2 separate regions of the Homo sapiens genome follow, and region 1 is linked to region 2. The links are chromatin loops, found by intact Hi-C in ENCODE. Cell type or tissue: heart right ventricle. All regions are shown on one strand. Links, peaks and the distances in the headings refer to the core of each region. The heading gives the core; the rest is flanking DNA.

Region 1 (10,156 bases), core at 1,023-9,022, 57 kb after region 2:
GTCCTGGAGATGAGCAACCTCAACACACAAAATTGTCAGATTCACCAAGGTTGAAATGAAGGAAAATATATTAAGGGCAGCCAGAGAGAAAGGTCGGGTTACCCACAAAGGGAAGCCCAACAGACTAACAGTGAATCTCTCAGCAGAAATCCGACAAGCCAGAAGAGAGTGAGGGCCAATATTCAACATTGTTAAAGAAAAGAATTTTCAACCCAGAATTTCATATCCAGCCAAACTAAGCTACATAAGTGAAGGAGAAATCAAATCCTTTACAGACAAGCAAATGTTGAGAGATTTTGTTACCACCAGGCCTGCTTTACAAGAGCTCCTGAAGGAAGCACTAAACATGGAAAGAAACAACTGGTACCAGCCACTGCAAAAACATGCCATATTGTAAAGACCATCGATGCTAGAAAGAAACTGCATCAATTAACGGGCAAAATAACCAGCCAACTTCATAATGACAGGATCAAATTCACACATAACAATATTAACCTGAAATGTAAATAGGTAGTATGCCCCAATTAAAAGACACAGACTGGCAAATTGTATAGAGTCAAGACCCATCAGTGTGCTGTATTCAGGAAACCCATCTCACGTGCAAAGACACACATAGGCTCAAAATAAAGGGATGGAGGAAGAGCTACCAAGCAAATAGAAAGCAAAAAAAAGCAGAGGTTGCAATGCTACTCTCTGATAAAACAGACTTTAAACCAACAAAGATCAAAAGAGACAAGGCCATTACATAATGGTAAAGGGATATATTCAACAAGAAGAGCTAACTATCCTAAATATATATCCAGTGAATACAGGAGCACCCAGATTCATAAAGCAAGTCCTTAGAGACCTACAAAGAGACTTAGACTCCCACACAATAATAATGGGAGACTTTAACACCCCACTGTCAACATTAGACAGATCAACGAGACAGAAGGTTAACAAGGATATCCAGGACTTGAACTCAGCTCTGCACCAAGCAGACCTAATAGACATCTACAGAACTCTCCACCCCAAATCAACAAAATATACATTCTTCCCAGTGCCACATCACACTTATTGTAAAATTGACCACATTTTAAAGTAAAGCATGCCTCAATAAATGTAAAAGAACAGAAATCACAACAAACTGTCTCTCAGACCACAGTGCAATCAAATTAGAACTCAGGATTAAGAAACTCACTCAAAAACACACAACTACATGGAAACTGAACAACTTACTCCTGAATGACTACTGGGTAAATAACAAAATGAACAACTTCAGCAAAGTCTCAGGATACAAAATCAATGTGCAAAAATCACAAGCATTCCTATACACTGATAACAGACAAACAGAGAGCCAAATAATGAGTGAACTCCCACTCACAATTGCTACAAGGAGAGTAAAATACCTAGGAATCCAACTTACAAGGGGTGTGAAGTTGGAGAACTACAAACCACTGTTCAACAAAATAAAAGAGGACACAAACAAATGGAAGACCATTCCATGCTCGTGGATAGGAAGAATCAATATTGTGAAAAAGGCCTTACTGCCCAAGGTAATTTATAGATTCAATGCCATCCCTGTCAAGCTACCAATGACTTTCTTCACAGAATTGGAAAAAACTACTTTAAAGTTCATATGGAACCAAAAAAGAGCCCACATTGCCAAGACAATCCTAAGCAAAAATAACAAAGCTGGAGGCATCAAGCTACCTGACTTCAAACTATACTACAAGGCTACAGTAACCAAAACAGCATGGTACTGGTACCAAAACAGATATATAGACCAATGGAACAGAACGGAGCCCTTAGAAATAACGCCACATATCTCCAACCATCTGATTTTTGACAAACCTGACAAAAACAAGAAATAGGGAAAGGATTCCCTATGTAATAAATGGTGCTGGGAAAACTGGCTAGCCATATACAGAAAGCTGAAACTGGATCCTTTCCTTACACCTTATACAAAAATTAATTCAAGATGGATTAAAGACTTAAATGTTAGGCCTAAAACCATCAAAACCCTAGAAGAAAAGCTAGGCAATACCATTCAGGACACAGGCATGGGCAAGGACTTCATGACTAAAACACCAAAAGCAATGGCAACAAAAGCCAAAATAGACAAGTGGGATCTAATTAAACGAAATAGCTTCTGCAAGGCAAAAGAAACTTCCATCAGAGTGAACAGGCAACCTACAGAATGGGAGAAAATTTTTGCAATCTACCCATCTGACAAAGGGCTAATATCCAGAATCTACAAATAACTCAATCAATTTTACAAGAAAAAAACAAACAACCCCATCAAAAAGTAGGCAAAGGATATGAACAGACACTTCTCAAAAGAAGACATCTATGCAGCCAACAGACACATGAAAAAATGCTCATCGTCACTGGTCATCAGAGAAATACAAATCAAAACCACAATGAGATACTATCTCATGCCAGTTAGAATGGCAGTCATTAAAAAGTCAGGAAACTACAGATACTGGAGAGGATGTGGAGAAATAGGAACACTTTTACACTGTTAGTGGGAGTGTAAATTAGTTCAACCATTGTGGAGGACACTGTGGCAATTCCTCAAGGATCTAGAACTAGAAATACCATTTGACCCAGCCATCCCATTACTGGGTATATACCCAAAGGATTATAAATCATGCTACTATAAAGACACATTCACATGTATGTTTATTGTGGCACTATTCACAATAGCAAAGAGCTGGAACCAACCCAAATGTTCATCAATGATACTGGATTAAGAAAATGTGGTACATATACACCATGGAATACTATGCAGCCATAAAAAGTATGAGTTCATGTCCTTTGTAGGGACATGGATGAAGCTGGAAACCATCATTCTCAGCAAACTATCACAAGGACAGAAAACCAAACACCGCATGTTCTCACCTACAGGTGGGAATTTAACAATGAGATCACTTGGACACAGGGTGGGGAACATCACACACCAGGGCCTGTCAGGGGTTTGGGGGCTGGGGGAAGGATAGCATTAGGAGAAATACCAAATGTAAATGACGAGTTGATGGGTGCAGCAAACCAACATGGCACATGCATACCTATGTATCAAACCTGTACGTTGTGCACATGTACCCTAGAACTTAAAGTATAATAATATTAAAAAAAGAAAGTCTTTGGGGATGAAAAAAATTCTAGGCCCTCAACCAACACATCTTCCCACCTTCTGGCAAGGAGGGGACAGAAGGGCTAATTCCCAGTGTCTCTTTGCTGCAGTGGGGCCTGGGTCACAGTGAGGATACCGGAGCTCAGGAGCAGGAGGCAGGTGCATGGCCTCCACCTTGCAGAGGGGATCGCATGTTGGCCCAGTCTTCCTAGATAGGCCCAAGGCTTCTAGCAATCTTCCCAGTGCTGAGTTGAGCACTGTCTGCCTGACCTCAGGTACAATCCTGGTTTCTTTTTCTTTCTTTTTTTCTTTAACAACAACACTTGGTGAATGCTCGCCCGCCTCTAGGGTTAGGGAAAGAATGCTCCCTCCCATCATCTGTCTGCAGCTGCTGTGACTGTCCCCAGCCATGGGGAGGGCCTCCTTCTCTAGAACAGTGAAGGCGTCCTCAGGCAACCTCAGGGAAGGGGAGGGGCTGACCTGGGCCCCAGTGTCCCATCAGCTGCCTGGAGTTCTTCAGGTTCCAAGGAGAGGCTGGGCTGGGTCTCCTGGGCAGGCCTCCTGGGTGGCTGTCAGCTGGACAGTCCTCCACCCCTCACCCAGCACAGCGATGGAGCCTCAGCACGCAGTGTGTGGTCCAGGATTCGGAGCAATAGACTGAGGAAGGGGGCTGGGCGGGGAGAGAACGTCACTTCCTGAGTCCCACGCACCATCCACTCAGCAGCTGCTGAGGCCCGTGGCTCACCTTTGACCCTCACTGTGACCTGGCTGATCTTTCGGAAAGGTTGGTCCAGGCAGCTGGCAATATCCAGGAAGTGGGCTCTGGGGACAGCAACTGCAGAGATGCTTACATGCTGTTTTATCTAGAAAGCAAAGAATAACATTAGAAAAATAAAGTAGATTTCCTGCTCTTAGCTGATTATAACTCCTATTACTGTGCTTTCAGCAGGGCCACCCTCAGACTCAGGCCCTGCTCATCTCCAGCTAGAGTTCCCTATGTCCCAGCAGGGAGGCTGCACAGCTCACAAATGCCCTGTCTCTCTCCTTGGGGTTGTTTCCCAGAACCTCTGCTCTTCCTGCTCTGGGAGGGATGACTCAATGAGGACAGCTTTTGGTATTTGCAGCGGCAGACTGAACCCCAGCCACCATCCTTGAGCTCTTGTTTGTGTCATAAAGGGTGCTCCACATGCTCTCAGAGAGGTCTGGGCTCATGGCAACTGTCCAACAGCAGCCCAGGTCAAAGCATAGATGTGGTGCAAAACCCACCTGCAGGTGAGGATGGTGCTGGGAGAGCCTTCCTGGAAGACTTGATGGCAGAGCTGGGGTTTTGAGGGATGAATAGGAGTTTACTGGGGTGGAGGTGAGCATGGGAGGGGAGAAGGAAGACATTACAGGCAGGCCATAGAACATGTTCAGTGACACAAGACAGGCCATTGTGTTGAGGAAATGGAGCCATAGGAGGGTGTTTCATAAAACAGTAGATGGGTCTGAGCAGAATACACTCAGGACAGTGTCTTCCCTTTTTCTAGGAATGCCCTCCTCAGCCCACCATTCAGATAACAGGTTCTTCCTGTTATCTTCCTCTCTTCCCAGCCACTGTATTGTTTGTCAGTTTGAGCTCCTCTACCTGTCCTGATCAGGTAAATTTACTTATCAGCATAACCAAATCCTTCTTACATTTTACACCGTGGACTTCGAATCAGCCAATGCTTGCTGGGGGTGTCAAGACCTCTTATATGAGTTATTTCACCAGATTCTCAAGTTTGTCTATCCATGAGAAATGAGTTTGTGAGAAAATGGAGGCTCAAATATATGACTTGTTTAAAGCTAGATAGCCAGGAAGTAGAGAAGCTTGGTCTTGCAACCTGACTCTTGGATAAAGTCTAACATTTTCTCACCATGCATACCTACAGCTATTTTAGTGTCAACAGAAGGTCACTGTAAATGGGGAGAAATTTGCCACAGTACCTGCAAGTGAGGCCAGTCCTGCAAGTCCAAGTTCAAAGAGCTGAGACAGTGGTGGCCACAGCTGATATTTTTTGAATGCCATCACTGTGTGTGTGCGTTCTATAATTTACTCCTCATAATCCAATGATGTGATGTGTCTTTATTTCCCCTCTCCAGGTGGAAACACAAGGTTATCTGAGGGAAGCAACTTCATGGGCTTTGCCATGCCTGCCCCAGCACAGGAGGGCAGTGCTGAGCTAAGGGCTCTCCCCCACTGCCCCTGCAGGATCCAGACACCCAGCAGCTTGCTAGATAAGCAGGCAGATAAGCAACTGGATCCTGCCATTGTTTCCCTTAGCGGAGGAAGAGGAAGACGGACAGCCCACAGCCCCTCTGCCTGCCAACAGTGCTGCCTTCTTCAACATTCAGCCCAAAGCAAGCAGTCTAGATTTGCTCTGGCTGGGAGAAAAAATAAACACAGAAACTGTGAACCGATATGTTAGGTTGCTAAGGAAAGAGCTGCTTACAGCTTGGGGAGCTGAAAGGACACTCACTTTTTGTCTCATCTTTTAACTCTTTCTTCTTCAGCATCATTAAGGGTGCTCCTGGGATCACTGCTAGGAAGGGACGAGAAAGACACAGAGCAATGTAGAGGGAGTGGCAGGCTGTGATGCTGACTCTGCTGAGACCCCTTCCCATTCTATGGGGACTTTGAAGGCTGAGACAACCCTTCAGAGTTGTCTTGGAGGGACAAGGGGCCCAGACCCTCATGGGCCACATTGAGCAGTCTGTGGATGCCATCCCCAGAAGAAGGCGTAACTTTGGATGGGGGCTCTCTCCAGGCCAGGCAATCATGGAGGAACTGACCATGCAGCTGAGGGCTCTGGAGCTGGGGCTATGCTCTTCATTCCTGAAGGGGGTTTGAGGGATGCATCAGTTACAGGGTCCTCTGCACACCTCCCCTGATATCTCGACATCTCTTAAGGTTTGAGTCATGTCTATTAGGAATTGGAAGCTCTCTGCTTCTCTGCAGATGCCCTGGTGGCCTCCCTAGACATCGTTCTTTGGTAGCATCACCACCTTTGTCCACCCAGGGTCACAGAATTTTGCACGGAAGCTCCACTGGCTGAAATTCTCCAGGATGACTGTGTGCCTGATCCCACTGGGGAAGCAGAGGTGGATGGGTCAGGCAGCAGCAACCAGTCAAGGTAGGAGGAGTTGCTTCTGGTCTGGTCCAATTAGTAGAACTGGACAGTGCCTTTTGCAGTGTCCAGACAGAAGTACCTAAGGTTCTGTTTGGCCCCAGGCAGGGATGGGAGCATGATGCACCACATGGCATATGGTTCCATGGGCAGTTCTCAGGCATGAGCACTGGTTACCACTGAGTTGAAGCTTTTCTGGCATCTATCTTTGGTCCTAGGAGCATCCTGTGGGCGTAAAGGGAAGTCTGGTCCATTTTTGGGGCAAGCCTTTTTTAAGACTACCATAATAGTCTTCAGATACACAAATACTGAATCTCTGATTCCATCTTGTTCTGTCGTCAGAATCTATAAAGTGGGAGTATGCTATAGTAAGGAAGAGGAGAGGGGAGTTGGAAAGATAACTAAGGACTTATTGGATACCATTTGGATTCTTTTCTCTCAAAATGTGATGAAAACGGCTTTGTTTTTGTTTTCTTTCTTTCTCTTCTTTTCCTTGTTATTCACATATAATGTACATACATAAAGTGTGCAAATTAATAGATCTATAGATCACTTTGTGTGTATTGCCATCTCAACAATATTAAGTCTTCCAATCCATGAACATGGGATGTCTTTCATTTGTTTAGGTATTCTTCAATTTATTTCAGTAAAGTTTTCTAGTTTTCAGTGTACAAGTGTTGCTCCTCTTGGTTAAATTTATTACTAAGCATACTATTTTTTGATACTATAGTAAATTGCATTGTTTCTAAATTTTCATTTCAGGTTATTTATTAATAATGTGTAGAAATAAAACTTTTTTGTTGATTTGGTATTCTGCAACTTTGCTGAATGCTTTTATTAGCTTTAATAGTTTTTTAATGGCTTCTTTGGTATTTTTCTATTTATCAGATTATTTTACCTGTGAATAGAAATGATTTACTTTTTGTTTTTTAATCTGAATGCTGTTGTGAGCTGAATTGTATTCCTCCAAATTCATATTCCTCCAGCACTTCAGAATGTGATTATATTTGAAAACAGATCCTTTAAAGAGGTAAAATGATGCTATATGGGTGGATCCTAATCTAATCTGACTGGTGTCCTTGTAAGAAGAGAAAATTTGAACACACAAGGAGACACCCGGGGTGCACATGCACAGGAGATGACCATGTGAAAAGACAGAAATAAGGTAGTAATCTGCAAGCCAAGGAGAGAGGCCTCAACCTCAAGAGAAACCAACCCTGATGACACATTGATCTTGTACTTCTGGCCTCCAGAACTATGAGAAAATAAATGTTTGTTATTTAAGCCACCCAGTCTTTGCTACTTCGTTGCTGAACAAACTAGCTAAACTAATACAGATACCCTTGTTTTATTTTTGAATAATAACAACAACACTCCAGGAAATTGTGCATTGTCTATTTTGTGCCCCAGGGACCCAAGCCAAGTAACAGAGGACTTTGAAGATATTGTGAAAAAATGGAATTAAAGATAAACATTTATTTCTCAACATAAGCAAGATGAAGAAACTTTTGAAACCAGTGATAAAACCTGTTCAGTCCATCCCTAAAAAAACTGAGGGTCCTGGGAATTTAACCACGTTAATCAGGTTTTTTAAACATTATTCACTGAAAAAAATGAGTGCCCTTTAAAGATTTTTTAATATTAGAGAGAAAAAGACGTAATAAGGAGCCAAACCAGGGCTGTGAGGTGAATGCCTAATGATTTCCCACTGAAAGTGTGGAAATTGCCCTTGTTTAATGAGAGAAATGAGTAGGGGCATTGTCGTGGTGGACAAAGGCTCTCTCATGAAGTTTTTTAAGGCATTTTTCTGCTAAAGCTTTGGCTAATTTTCTCAAAATACTCTTATAATAAGTAGATGTTATAATTCTCTGGCCCTCCAGAAAGTCAACAAGCAAAATGCCTTGAGCATCTCAAAAACTATTGCCACGACCTTTGCTCTCCATTGGTCCACTTTTGCTTTGACTGGATCCTCACCATCTCTTGGTAGCCTTTGCTTTGATTGTGATTTATCTTCAAGATTGTACTGGTAGAGCCATATTTCATCTCCTGTAATAACCCTTTGAAGAAATGCTTCAGGATGGAGATACCATTTGATTAAAATTTCCGTGAAAAGTTCTGTTCTTGTCTGCCGCTGATCTGGGAGCAAGAGTTTTGGCACCCATCGAGTAGAAAATTTACTCAACTTTAATTTTTCAGTCAGAATTGTGTAAGCTAAACTAATTGAGGTGTCTAATATGTTGACTATTTTTGTGCAGTTAATCATTGGTCCTTTTCAATTAGGACATGAACAAGATGAATATTTTTCTCGCAAATTAATGTTGGATGCTCTACTGTCATGGGCTTCATTTTCAGCATTGTCTCATCTGTTCTTAAATGAGTTATCCATTTGCAAACTGCTGATTTCTTTGGGTCATTGTCCCCATGAAATTTTCACAAAGCATCAATGTTTCACCATTCTTCCACTCAAGCTTCACCATAAATTTGATGTGTTTTGGGTCTTTTCTGCTCAGAGACCCTTCTCTCTCTATATAGAGAGCTGTTCCTCTTTCTCTTCTCTTCTGCCTATTAAACTTCTGCTCCTAAACTCCTCGTATGTGTCTATCTCCTAAATTTTCCTGGTGGACAATGATGAACCCCAGAGTATATCCCCCAGACAATGCAGCTGCTTCATATTGGGGACCTCATCTGGGATATCACGGTACAACATTAATCAAAACATGATAAAAGTTACAGGTATCAACTTCTGGACACATCATACTCGAGTCAAACCTAGAAAGCTGATAGAGCAACCTTTGACAGCCCGGATAAACGTCCTGGATACCAATGTGAAGAAATAGGAGATCTTAAGGTGAAAATCATAAAGGATAAATAAATGAGCAAGGGCTGCTCATCCTACTCAGTCCTACTTTTACTTTCCGTCATTTCTACTTTTCCCCTCTAGATGTACTGCCAGATATTAAAACTTACTTTTGATGCATATTTGCAGGAAGGTTTTAATTATCCATGGGATTGCATTTGTAACTTCATAGACCTCCAAAAGGGAAATGTTATATCTTGGCAATTTAGATGAAAATTATCTACTACACCACACTTGCAGGAATTGCGATACTCACTCTATTTGCAATGAGACAAAAGCTGTAACACCTTCTAACTGGAATATCAGACAGAGAGTTTCCATTGCTATAGTATTTTGCTTAATTATTATCCTTACAGCAGAAATAATAGTTACCAACAAAAAGGAAGCATGAAAGTTTTACTATCACTGAGCCCGCAAGGACTTTTTATTGGGTTTGGTAATATGTCATATCCTGGCTATGAAAAGAAGGTTGTAAGGGAAAGAGATTTTATATAAGAAAGGATCTTGGGTGGTAAATACTTGTCTAAAAGAAAATAGTTCGTTGTTTAAAAGAGATGTTTAGGACAAGTCAGAAAGTTTAAGCATGTTGTAGATAGTTTGTGGAAATCTTGAAAAAATTATAAGGATGGATGGTAAATACTTGCCCTAAAAAGAATGGTTGATTGTTTAAAAAGAAGAATATTCAGGACAAGCCAGAAAGTTTTAGCATGTCATAGGTGGTTTGTGGAGGCCATGAAGGAATTAATTGCAGGAAAGATTTAGCTAAGATTAACACTAAAATTACACTAGCCACTCAATTACATATTTCTCCCAATCATATTGCAAGTTATAAAAGATTGCCTTGACCTGAAATTATTCCCTAATGGCAAATCAAGGGGAGAATATATGCTTTTCTCAAATAAAAAAATGTTAAAAAGATAAATAAAATTGATAGACCATCAGCAAGATTAACCAAGAAGAGAGAACATTCAAATAACCTCAATAAGAAACGAAATGAGAGATATTACAACTGATACCACAGAAATACAAAAGATC
Region 2 (10,156 bases), core at 911-8,910:
TCTTTCCAAACTGAAACTCTACACCCATCAAACAACAACTCTCTATTCCCCTTTCCCCAAACACCAATTGTTTTTTAAGATTTATTCTTGTTGACAATGCATGAATAGCATGTTTATTTTAATCAATGTGTAGCATTCCAGTATATGAATATGTCATACTTTATCTATTTTGCTATTGGTGGATATTTAGGTCATTTCAGTTTTTACTTGTTGCAAATGGTGCTTTAAAAAAAACCACACCATGTATATTTCCTATTGTGCATGCATTTCAGAGATTGATACCTAGATTTTCTACAATAAAGTTTGCTGAGTCATGGGACAAGCTCAATTTTTAATATTATCTGATATTACCAGCTAGCTCTTCAAAGATGTCTCATCAGCAGTGTATACGAATTCACAATTTCCTAGCACACTTTCAACACTTGTTAGTGTAGGATTTGTTAGATTTTTCTTTCTTAAGAATTGAACATTTGGCAGGGTGTGGTGGCTCACACCTATAATCCCAACCTTTGGGAGGCCAAGGCAGGTGGATGAGCTGAGGTCAGGAGTTCAAGACCAGCTTGGCCAACATGGTGAAACCCCATCTCTATAAAAATACAAAAATTAGCTGGGCATGATGGCAGGTGCCTGTAATCCCAGCTCTTGGGGCAGCTGAGGTGGGAGAATCACTTGAACCTGGGAGGAGGAGGTTGCAGTGAGTTGAGATCATGCCATTGCACTCCAGCCTGGGTGACAAAGTGAGACTCTGTCTCAAAAAAAAAAAAAAAAGAATTGAACATATGATATTGTTATAGTGGATAGCTAGTCAAACACAAACAGGGCAGGAGAGGACGTCCACTTCCCCACCAGGAATGCCAGGTGACCATCAGGTGATGGTCAGGTGGTTGTAACACTCCCTCTCTAAAATAATAATTGGTCGCATCCAGTGCTAGGGAAAGGCAGTTTCCCAATAGATAAAAACACCTGTAACTGGTGATTGGCAGCCTCCTAATAAGATCTTAGGAACTGGACGAGTGGGCTCAGGCATGCGGATTAAGAGGCAAAATGAAAAAAAAGCAGGGTTGCAATCCTAGTCTCTGTCAAAACAGACTTTAAACCAACAAAAATAAAAAAAGACAAAGAAGGGCATTACATAATGGTAAAGGGAACAATTAAACAAGAGCTAACTATTCTAACTATATCTGCACCCAATACAGGAGCACCCAGATTCATAAAACAAGTTCTTAGAGACGTACAAAGAAACTTAGACTCCCACACAATAATAGTGGGAGACTTTAACACCCCACTGTCAATATTAGACAGATCAATGAGACAGAAAATTAACAAGGATATTCAGGACTTAAACTCAGCACTCTGGATCAAGTGGACCTAATAGACATCTACAGAACTCTTCACCCCAAATCAACAGAACACACATTCTTCTCAGTGCCACATGGTACTTATTCTAAAATTGGATCACATAATTGGAAATAAAACACTCCTCAACAAGTGAAAAAGAACTGAAATCATAACAATCTCTCAGATCACAGTGCAATCAAATTAGAACTCAGGATTAAGAAAGTCACTCAAAACTACACAATTTCATGGAAATTGAACAACCTGCTCCTGAATGACTTCTGGGCAAATAATGAAATTAAGGCAGAAATCAAGGAGTTCTTTGAAAGCAATGAAAACAAAGAGACAATGTACCAGAATCTCTGGGACACAGCTAAAGCAGTGTGAAGAGGGAAATTTATAGCACTAAATGCCCACATCAGAAAGCTAGAAAGATCTCAAATCAGCATCCTAACATCACAATTAAAAGAGGTAGAGAGGCAAGAGGAAACTAATCCAAAATTCTCTGAGCTAATTTAGCTCAGAGAAGAAGGAGATAGAGACAGGAAAAACCCTCCAAAAATCAATGAATCCAGGAGCTATTCTTTTGAAAAAATTAACAATATAGACCGCTAGCTAGGCTAATAAGAAGAGAGAGAAGAATCAAATAGACACAATGAAAAATGATAAAGGGAATATCACCACTAACCCCACAGAAATACAAACTACCATCAGAGACTACCATAAACACATCTATGCAAATAAACTGGAAAATCTAGAAGAAATGGATACATTCCTGGACACATACACCCTACCAAGACTAAACCAGGAAGAAGTCGAATCCCTGAAAAGACCAGTAACGAGCTCTGAAATTGAGGCAGTAATTGGTAGCCTACCAACCCAGGACCAGACAGATTCACAGCTAAATTATATCAGAAATAGGTGAGGAACTGGTACCATTCCTTCTAAAACTATTCCAAACAATTGAAAAGGAAGGACTCCTCCCTAACTCATTTTATGAAGCCAGTATTGTCCTGATACCAAAACTGGAAAGAGACACGACAAAAAAAGAAAACTTCAGGCCAATATCCCTGATGAACATTGATGTGGAAATTCTCAATAAAATACTGGCAAACAAAATATGGCAGCACATCAAAAATCTTATCCACCACAATCAAGTTGGCTTCATCCCTGGGATGCAAGGCTAGTTCAACATATGCAAATCAATAAATGTAATCCATCACATAAACAGAACCAACGACAAAAACCACATGATTATCTCAATAGATTCAGAAAAAGCTCAGCCTTTGATAAAATTCAACATCCCTTCATGTTAAAAACTCTCAATAAACTAAGTATTGGTAGAACATATCTCAAAATAATCAACCCACAGCCAATATCATATTGAATAGGGAAAAGCTGGAAGCATTCCCTTTGAAAGCCTATACAAGACAAAGATGCCCTGTTTCACCACTTTTATTCAACATAGTATTGGAAGTTCTGGCCAGGGCAATCAGGCGAGAGAAAGAAATAACGGGTATTCAGATAGGAAGAGAGGAAGTCAAATTGTCTCTGTTTGCAGACAACATGATTCTATATTTAGAAAATCCCATCATCTCAGCCCCAAAACTCCTTAAGCTGATGAGCAACTTCAGCAAAGTCTCAGGATACAAAATCAATGTGCAAAAATCACAAACATTCCGAGCCAAGTCATAAATGAACTCCCATTCACAACTGCTACAAAGGGAATAAAATACCGAGGAATACAGCTAACAAGAAATGTGAAGGACCTCTTCAAGGAGAACTACAAACCACTGCTCAAGGAAATAAGAGAGGACACAAACAAATGGAAAAACATTCCATCCTTTTGGGTAGGAAGAATCAATATTGTGAAAATGGCCACACTGCCCAAAGTAATTTATAGATTCAGTGCTATTCCCCTCAAACTACCATTGACATTCTTCACATAATTAGAAAAAACTACTTTCCATTTCATATGAAATCAAAGAAGACCCTGTATAGCCAAGACAATCCTAAGCAAAAAGAACAAAGCTGGAGGCATCACGCTACCTGACTTCAAACTACACTACAAGGCTACAGTAACCAAAACAGCATGGTACTGGTACCAAAACAGACATATAGACCAATAGAACAGAGACCTCAGAAATAACACCATGCATCTACAACCATCTGGTCTTTGACAAACCAGACAAAATCAAGCAATGGAGAAAGGATCTCCTATTCAACAAATGCTGCTGGGAAAACTTGCTGGCCATATGCAGAAAACTGAAACTGGAGCCCTTCCTTGCAGCTTATGCAGAAATTAACTCAAGATGGATTAAAGACTTAAATGTAAAACCCCAAACCATAAAAACCCTAGAAAGTGATTCAGTGCAGCTCCAAAGCTCCCTGAAGCTTAGGCCCACAGACAATACAATTTTGTCCTAAGTCTATTAAAGTTTGACCACAGGACTCCACACTCAATTCCCTGCTTGTCACAGTCTGTGCTCTGAATTTTACATACGGTTGCTTCTTATGTTGGGATTTTAATTATAATGTCTTTGCTAGAGAACTTGCAAGAAGAAAGATGAAAATAAGATGTTGTCTTGACAACAAGGACACTGGGGCCTGACAGTGTTTTCCATGGAATCTGTAAAATTCATTCTGTGCACTTTCCACACATAACCCTTGGTGGAGATGCTCCATGCATGGAGTGTCATGGGAGAGGTTATATAACCCGGTATTAGCACCATTCCTAGCCAAATATAGCCTTCCCCACTTATTTTATTTTTAACTCTTTGAACAATGACTTCATATTCATAAGGCAAATAATAAGATTTTCTGTAGGTGGCAAATCTGGAGAAAACATGTTTTTTCCTAGACCCGAGAGGGAAACACGCTGTCCCAACCCCAGGCATCCTGGAAATGCAGCCTAGCCACCTCCCTCACTTCTACCTCTGTCAGCTTCCTCCTGACAGTGGCATAAAAGTGCCAGAAACTTATTTTTGCATCAAAACAAAGCTCAGCTATGGCATATAAGGCCGATGTTCTTGGTCTGGCATGTCCTTGTGTCTCTCTGTACTCTGTAGTTGACATGGCCAGATGTGTTTTTCTGAAACAGTGTCTTTTGGAAGTTTACCTGGAATCCTGCTCTTTTGCCTAGGAGACACTCAGGAAGGGACTTCAGGCTTGCAGAAATGTTTGGCCCTAAAAGGACAGTTCCACCTTTCTCTCCTGGACTTATTGCAGGTCAATTAATTGACACTGTCACTGGAAGGCCATACCTCTTTCAATGGACTATGTATTACTCAATCGAGTCTAGGCTTACCTGCACTGCTAGGTAAAAAGTGTAGAAAGATTAAACTTGTTCATCAGTTTCTCACAATATTCTGTCAACTGAATGTATGCATGTAGTCGTTAAGGATTTAAAAAGGTATGCGGACTGAAAAAATATTACTATAAAGTACACTGTAGGGACAACTGATAAAATTTAAATGGATACTGTGGATTAGATAACAGTATTGCATCAATGTAAAATGTTCTGATTTTGGTAATAATACTATAGGTATGTGTATAAGAAATTGTCTGTATTTTTAGAAATCATACTGAAGTAATCATCAGTAAATTAGGGAATATTTCTCCAACTTAACTCTCAAATAGCCAAGGAAAAGTCTGTCTTTTTCTCTCTTGCTTTCATTGCAAATGGAGAAATAGGTAATTAATTGGTGAATCTGGGAAAATGGCAAAACAGAGATCCTTGTACTATTTTTTGCAATTTTTTTAAGCTTAAAATTATATTGAAGTAAAAAGTTAACCAAAACCAGATGTGTTTTGGAGAAAGCAACTATAAGGTGTGTGTATAACCAGGATGGCCTGCTCCAAGTGGAGCGTAAACGCAATCCTGCTGTTTATTTTTCAGCCACTAAAATTTTATTGTCCTTATGCGTCTTAATGCCTTAAAGGCAGGAAGGACAACATCCCTTCCTTGAGCCACCATAGGGCTTATAAACAGAAGAGGGTCAGTCTTCACACCTAAGTGGGGAAAAACCTGCACCTACTCCATTACTACCATTCCTTCTTCCTGCCACACGGTGTCGCTGTTGGAGACGGAGCGCACAGATTCAGCAGTGCTGTGCTGGCCCAGGGCCGGGCAAATGAAGCCTTGGGTTTGCATGGAAGCTAACATGGAAGCTGTGGGCTGTAGAATGGGGAGGGAGACTGACGCCCTTGTGGGAAATAGTGGCAAGGCTTCAAGTTGTTGGAATAGCTTTGACCTTGATGGAGGGGTAGGTTTATTTAGGAAGAGAGGAATAGGGAGCAGCACACAGAGGTCCCTGCTGTGTACAGAGCAGTAGGTTGAAAATGAACCCAGTGTGTGATGGTCAGGAGCAGAGTTCTTACAGACAGGACAAGGGGCTGCTTCTTAGAGTCTTTGGTAGTTTGGGTTCCTGGAGCTGTTTTCTTGTTTGTAAGCTGTGCCCTGGCAGGTACTTGATAATATGCAAGGAATGAAAGATTTTGCAGCAGCTAGGTGTTTACCATAGCATATGGCAGAACTGGCTGCAATCTTTCACCACTCTCTATATCTTGACCTTTGCAATATGACTTGGCAGCTCCACTGACTTACTCCCCACTAGAACCTGAGCTGACCTCATGACTTGTTTCAGCCAGTGGAATGAGGTAGAAGGGGTTCTGGGTCAATTCTGAGACTGCACCTCAATATGCCTTGAGTGCTTTTGCCTCGTTTCTTGGAACCATGTCCAGCTTCCATGTAAACAAGCCCCTCCTAGCCTGCTGGAGGGTGAGAGGCCACAAAAGCAGAGATGAGCTGTCTGAGCTGAGGCCATCCTCAACCAGCCAGCCCTCAGCTGGCCCAACAGCTGCTGCCTATGCATGAGTCAGCCAAGCTCGGATTGAAAAATGCCCAAATTGTGAGAGGGATGCATGGTTTTGGTGCTTAACCTTGAACAAAATGCCAAATAACAGACCTCACCCCCCTCTACAGAGAAAGATGTCCACTTCCTAATCCCCAGAATCTGTGAATATGTCACCTTCCATAGGAAAAGGGCCTTTGTGAATGTGATGAAGTTAAGGGTCTTGAAATGGGGAGAGAGCATCCCAGACTATCCAGGTTGGCCCAATGCAATCACAAAGGCCTTGTTAGAGGGACATGTGGAGGTCAGACAGAAGACAAGTTATGGCAACAGACAGAGACTGGAATGATGCAGCCCACGAATGCCAGAGGCCTCTAGCAGCTGATAAGGCAAAGATCAGATTCTCCCTGCAGCCCCTAGAAGAAGCCAGCCCTGCAGATGCTTCAATTTTAGCCCAGGAAGACTCACTTTGGACTTCTGGCTCACAGAACTGTAAGAGAATAAATGTGTAGCTTTTTTTTTTTTTTTTTTGAGATGGAGTTTCTCTCTTGTCGCCCAGGCTGGAGTGCAATGGTGCAATCTCTGCTCACTGCAACCTCCGCCTCCTGGGTTCAGGTTTGACTGATTCTCCTGCCTCGGCCTCCCAAGTAGCTGGGATTACAGGTGTATGCCACCACGCCCAGATAATTTTTTGTATTTTTAGTAGAGATGGGGTTTTACCATGTTGACCAGGCTGGTCTCGAACTCCTGACTTCAGGTGATCCAACTGCCTCGGCCTCCCAAAGTGCTGGGATTACAGGCATGAGCCACCGCACCTGGCCAAATGTGTGGCATTTTAAGTCATTAAATTTGTGGTAGTTTGTTACAGGGGCAATAGGAAATGTGGTGGCTTGTTAGGCAGTAAAAACTGACTGATAGCCTTGTGGAAGCCTTAAGACAAGAAAGAGAAAAGGGTGGTGCTAACACAGATGAGAAGGGTATGTGCTTAGAGGCACCAATAAGTAATGCTTTAGCAGATATTTTGAGGAAAATGTTTTTCAGGATACCTGCTTTAAAAAAATATATAAGAGACATTCATTTACTGGTGAATCTCTTGGTTAACAAGCATCTATGTATTATGTGCTGGATGGAGGAAGAAGACTCAAAGACAAATGAAACTTTTTCCATGCCCTTATGAAACTCATGATTGCCCCACTCAGAGCTTGTCCTTTATGAAGTTGGGCCGGATGCAGGGGCTTGTCCTTAAAGGAGCCTCACAGCACTTCCTGATGAGCCTGGCCTCCCCTCCTCACCCCTCACCTCTCCTCGCACACTCTGGCTCCCTTTACGCCAGCCTCTCTGTTCCTCGATCCTTGGTGCATTTTTCTCTCCTTTTTTGTCTCTGTCCCTCTATCCTTGGTGCATTTTTCTCTCCTTTTTTATGTGATGAACAGTAGAGGCCCAAGTTTTCCATCCGCACCTTCCCCCAAGCTGAGCCTTAGTCTCTCGCCCTTGGCTTGGCACACGCATGACAACTCCTTGCAAAAGGACTCCTTTATTCGAACGGGTCGCCAGGACCACCCCAGCCTCTTCTGAAGATGTGTCCCCCGCAAAGCCCTGCCCCAGCCTGCCCTCACTTCCTACACAAAGGCCTGGACAGCAGTCACAGCTGGGGTTGGGCCCCAACATGATCCACGTGGTCTGAGACATTCTCTGATAGCCTCATGAGCAAAGTGCCACGGGGACGTGGAGAGGGCGGGGATGTCTTCTTCCCAGGGCCAGGGAAAGCTTCTCCCGAGAGGGCACAGAGAAAGCTTTTTTACAGCAGGTAGCTGGGACAGGGAAGGGCTTCCACCTACAGGTAAAGCAGGGCAGAGGTGCAAAGGCACAGAATGACACAGTATCAAAGGGCAAGCCTCAAAAGCTAACATATGATTCCCCCACAAATATTTTGGTATCAAATATTTACTTAGTTCATTAGTGAGAGAACTAAAATGATAAAGCTGGTTCAAAGGACTGGAAAAACTGACAGTGCATATCAGAATGAGAGAGTCCAATGATAAAGTCAGATACGCGACTGATTAATGTCCTGTAGGACAATGGAACCACTATCTTTCAGGTTATTTACTCTGCCAGCAGAAAGGGTTGCAATGTATCAATATTCAACAAGTTAACATCCAACTTCATAGAGTCTGGTCCTTAACCAACAAACAATTTAATTTTTTAGTGCGATGTCACCCTAAAACTCAGCAGCCTAAACCAGCACACATTTCTTGTGTTGCACAGTTTCTGAGGGTCTCTATGAGGTTTCGGTCAGGCTGTGAGCCTGGGCTGCAGTCTTCAGAAGGTGCTTCACAATCCGCTTCCAGGCTTACTCAGGTGGCTCTTGGCAGAGGCTCCAGATCTTCTCTGCGTGAAGGGGGCCTCTCTGTACGGCTGGTCACAAAACCTGGTGGCTCCTTCCCCCAGGGAGTGATGAAAAGGGACATGGGGAGGGAGGGGAAGGGGGAGGAGTCAAGATGAAAGCCACAGTCTTTTTATAACCTAATCTCAGAAGTGGCAGCTCATCACTTCCTTTGTGTTCTGTTCTCTAGGTGTGAGTCTCTAGGCCTAGCCCACTCAAGGGGAGGGAAACTAAGTTCTACCCTTTGGGGAAGGATTATCAGAGTGTGTGGACATTTCTTAAAAACCACCATATTACCTCCCCTAGGAAATCTGGTCACTCTCAGGCAGGCCTACTTGGCAGCCAATGCTCTGGTGTGGCTGTCAGAGGGTCACATAGTAATCTTTTGACTCATCCCCATGTTTTGGGTAATTCTTCATAACAAAGGCATATTTAGTGACACCAGGTCATCCAGCAGGATTGGGCAGAATAGGAGAAGAGACAGGCTAAAAGGACAAGCTGGCAGGGTGGGAACGGGCCTGGAATACTGGAATATCTTGTCACATGGGGACACTCTCCTGTGGCCTTAGTGTGGGCTCCGGGGCTGGTTGGGAGTTGGCACGGGAGGCCAGGTGGAGACCTTGGCTTTGGAACCTGCAGGAAGGCTGTGGGGCAAAGGGAACAGGGAGCTTTTGAAGGAAATGCTGGGGTGGGAATCGGCCAGGCCTGGGGCTGACTCACAGCCCTACTGAGCATCACAGAGCGAGCAGAGGAGAGACAGGAGGGCAGAGGTGGAGGCACTGTGTGGAGCAGGGAGAAGACTGGTGCATCGCAGTGCCCCCCAAGACCTCCATTTCTGCATGCAGGGTAAAGGTGTGGGATTTTGAAGGGGAGCTGAGAAGAGTGTTTGGCAGGTGACTGAACAAATGCCAGGTGGCCCGGGCTATGAGTTGGCCAATGTCTTGGGTGTGGGACTCTTAGAGCAAGCCTGGATCCCTCCTCTCTTTGGGGAGCTGGAAGAGCAGGCTCCTTCTGGGACAGAGGAGTAACAGAAGCCCTAGTGACTGGAGGGCAGCTCTGCCCAGCAGCTGGGAACTAGTAACAGGCAACGCGCCTGTCAAGACCAAAAGATATGGAATTAAAAACACACCAAGAGCTTGCAGGCAGTGGGGCCAGGCAGCAGGAAATTCTGTCTCCTATATAAGGTGGAGTTGCTTCCTGTGGGGGCTAGACGAGTGCTTCCGCCTAAGCACATGCTGGAGCAGGTGGCTCGGATGCAGGGAGCGCAGGTGGATACGCAGTGCCATGGTGCCTTGCATCCAGCTGGTGGAAGTCTCACTCCCCAGCTCTGGGACATGCCCGTCCAGAAAACACAGTGACAATGACTGATACCACACGTAGCGCAGCCTTAGTATTTGGAAGAACAAGAAATACTTGCAGTCTGCACACACCACACCTTGTGGTACCACTGGACAGGAGGTCGTGTCCATTGGACTTGATGACATGTGTTTATGTGGTCACCCTGAAAGCAGACTCAAGACACGGTGTTGGGGGTGGGCGGCGCACCTGCGAGGTGATCCCAAAACGCAGGTGTGAGGAGGTGGGG

The links. Peaks named below come from ENCODE experiments on the same cell type or tissue, not always from the same donor. Only the 100,000 strongest peaks of a DNase experiment are listed, where the experiment ranks them.
Region 1: it touches region 2 in a loop (2.1-fold over the local background); 6 of 110 quality-filtered maps call a loop at or near these places.

Annotation. Positions count from the first base shown.
Region 1 is chr20:23,174,233-23,184,388 of GRCh38, reverse strand. It overlaps LINC03125 (long intergenic non-protein coding RNA 3125), which reads right to left. Exons shown (of 6, transcript NR_199692.1): 3 at 5,617-5,679; 4 at 3,252-3,978. Among named protein-coding and RNA genes, the nearest start is that of LINC03125, 31 kb to the right of the region's middle. RefSeq lists a silencer at 4,683-4,977. In heart right ventricle, for the core only: CTCF peaks have their summits at 5,111 and 5,311; DNase peaks (open chromatin) are centred at 3,718 and 5,369; H3K4me3 peaks cover 416 bases; H3K27ac peaks cover 4,482 bases.
Region 2 is chr20:23,230,862-23,241,017 of GRCh38, reverse strand. No RefSeq gene overlaps it. Among named protein-coding and RNA genes, the nearest start is that of LINC03125, 88 kb to the right of the region's middle. RefSeq lists silencers at 5,292-5,586, 8,599-8,799. In heart right ventricle, for the core only: CTCF peaks have their summits at 5,202 and 5,403 (motif pointing right); a DNase peak (open chromatin) is centred at 5,437.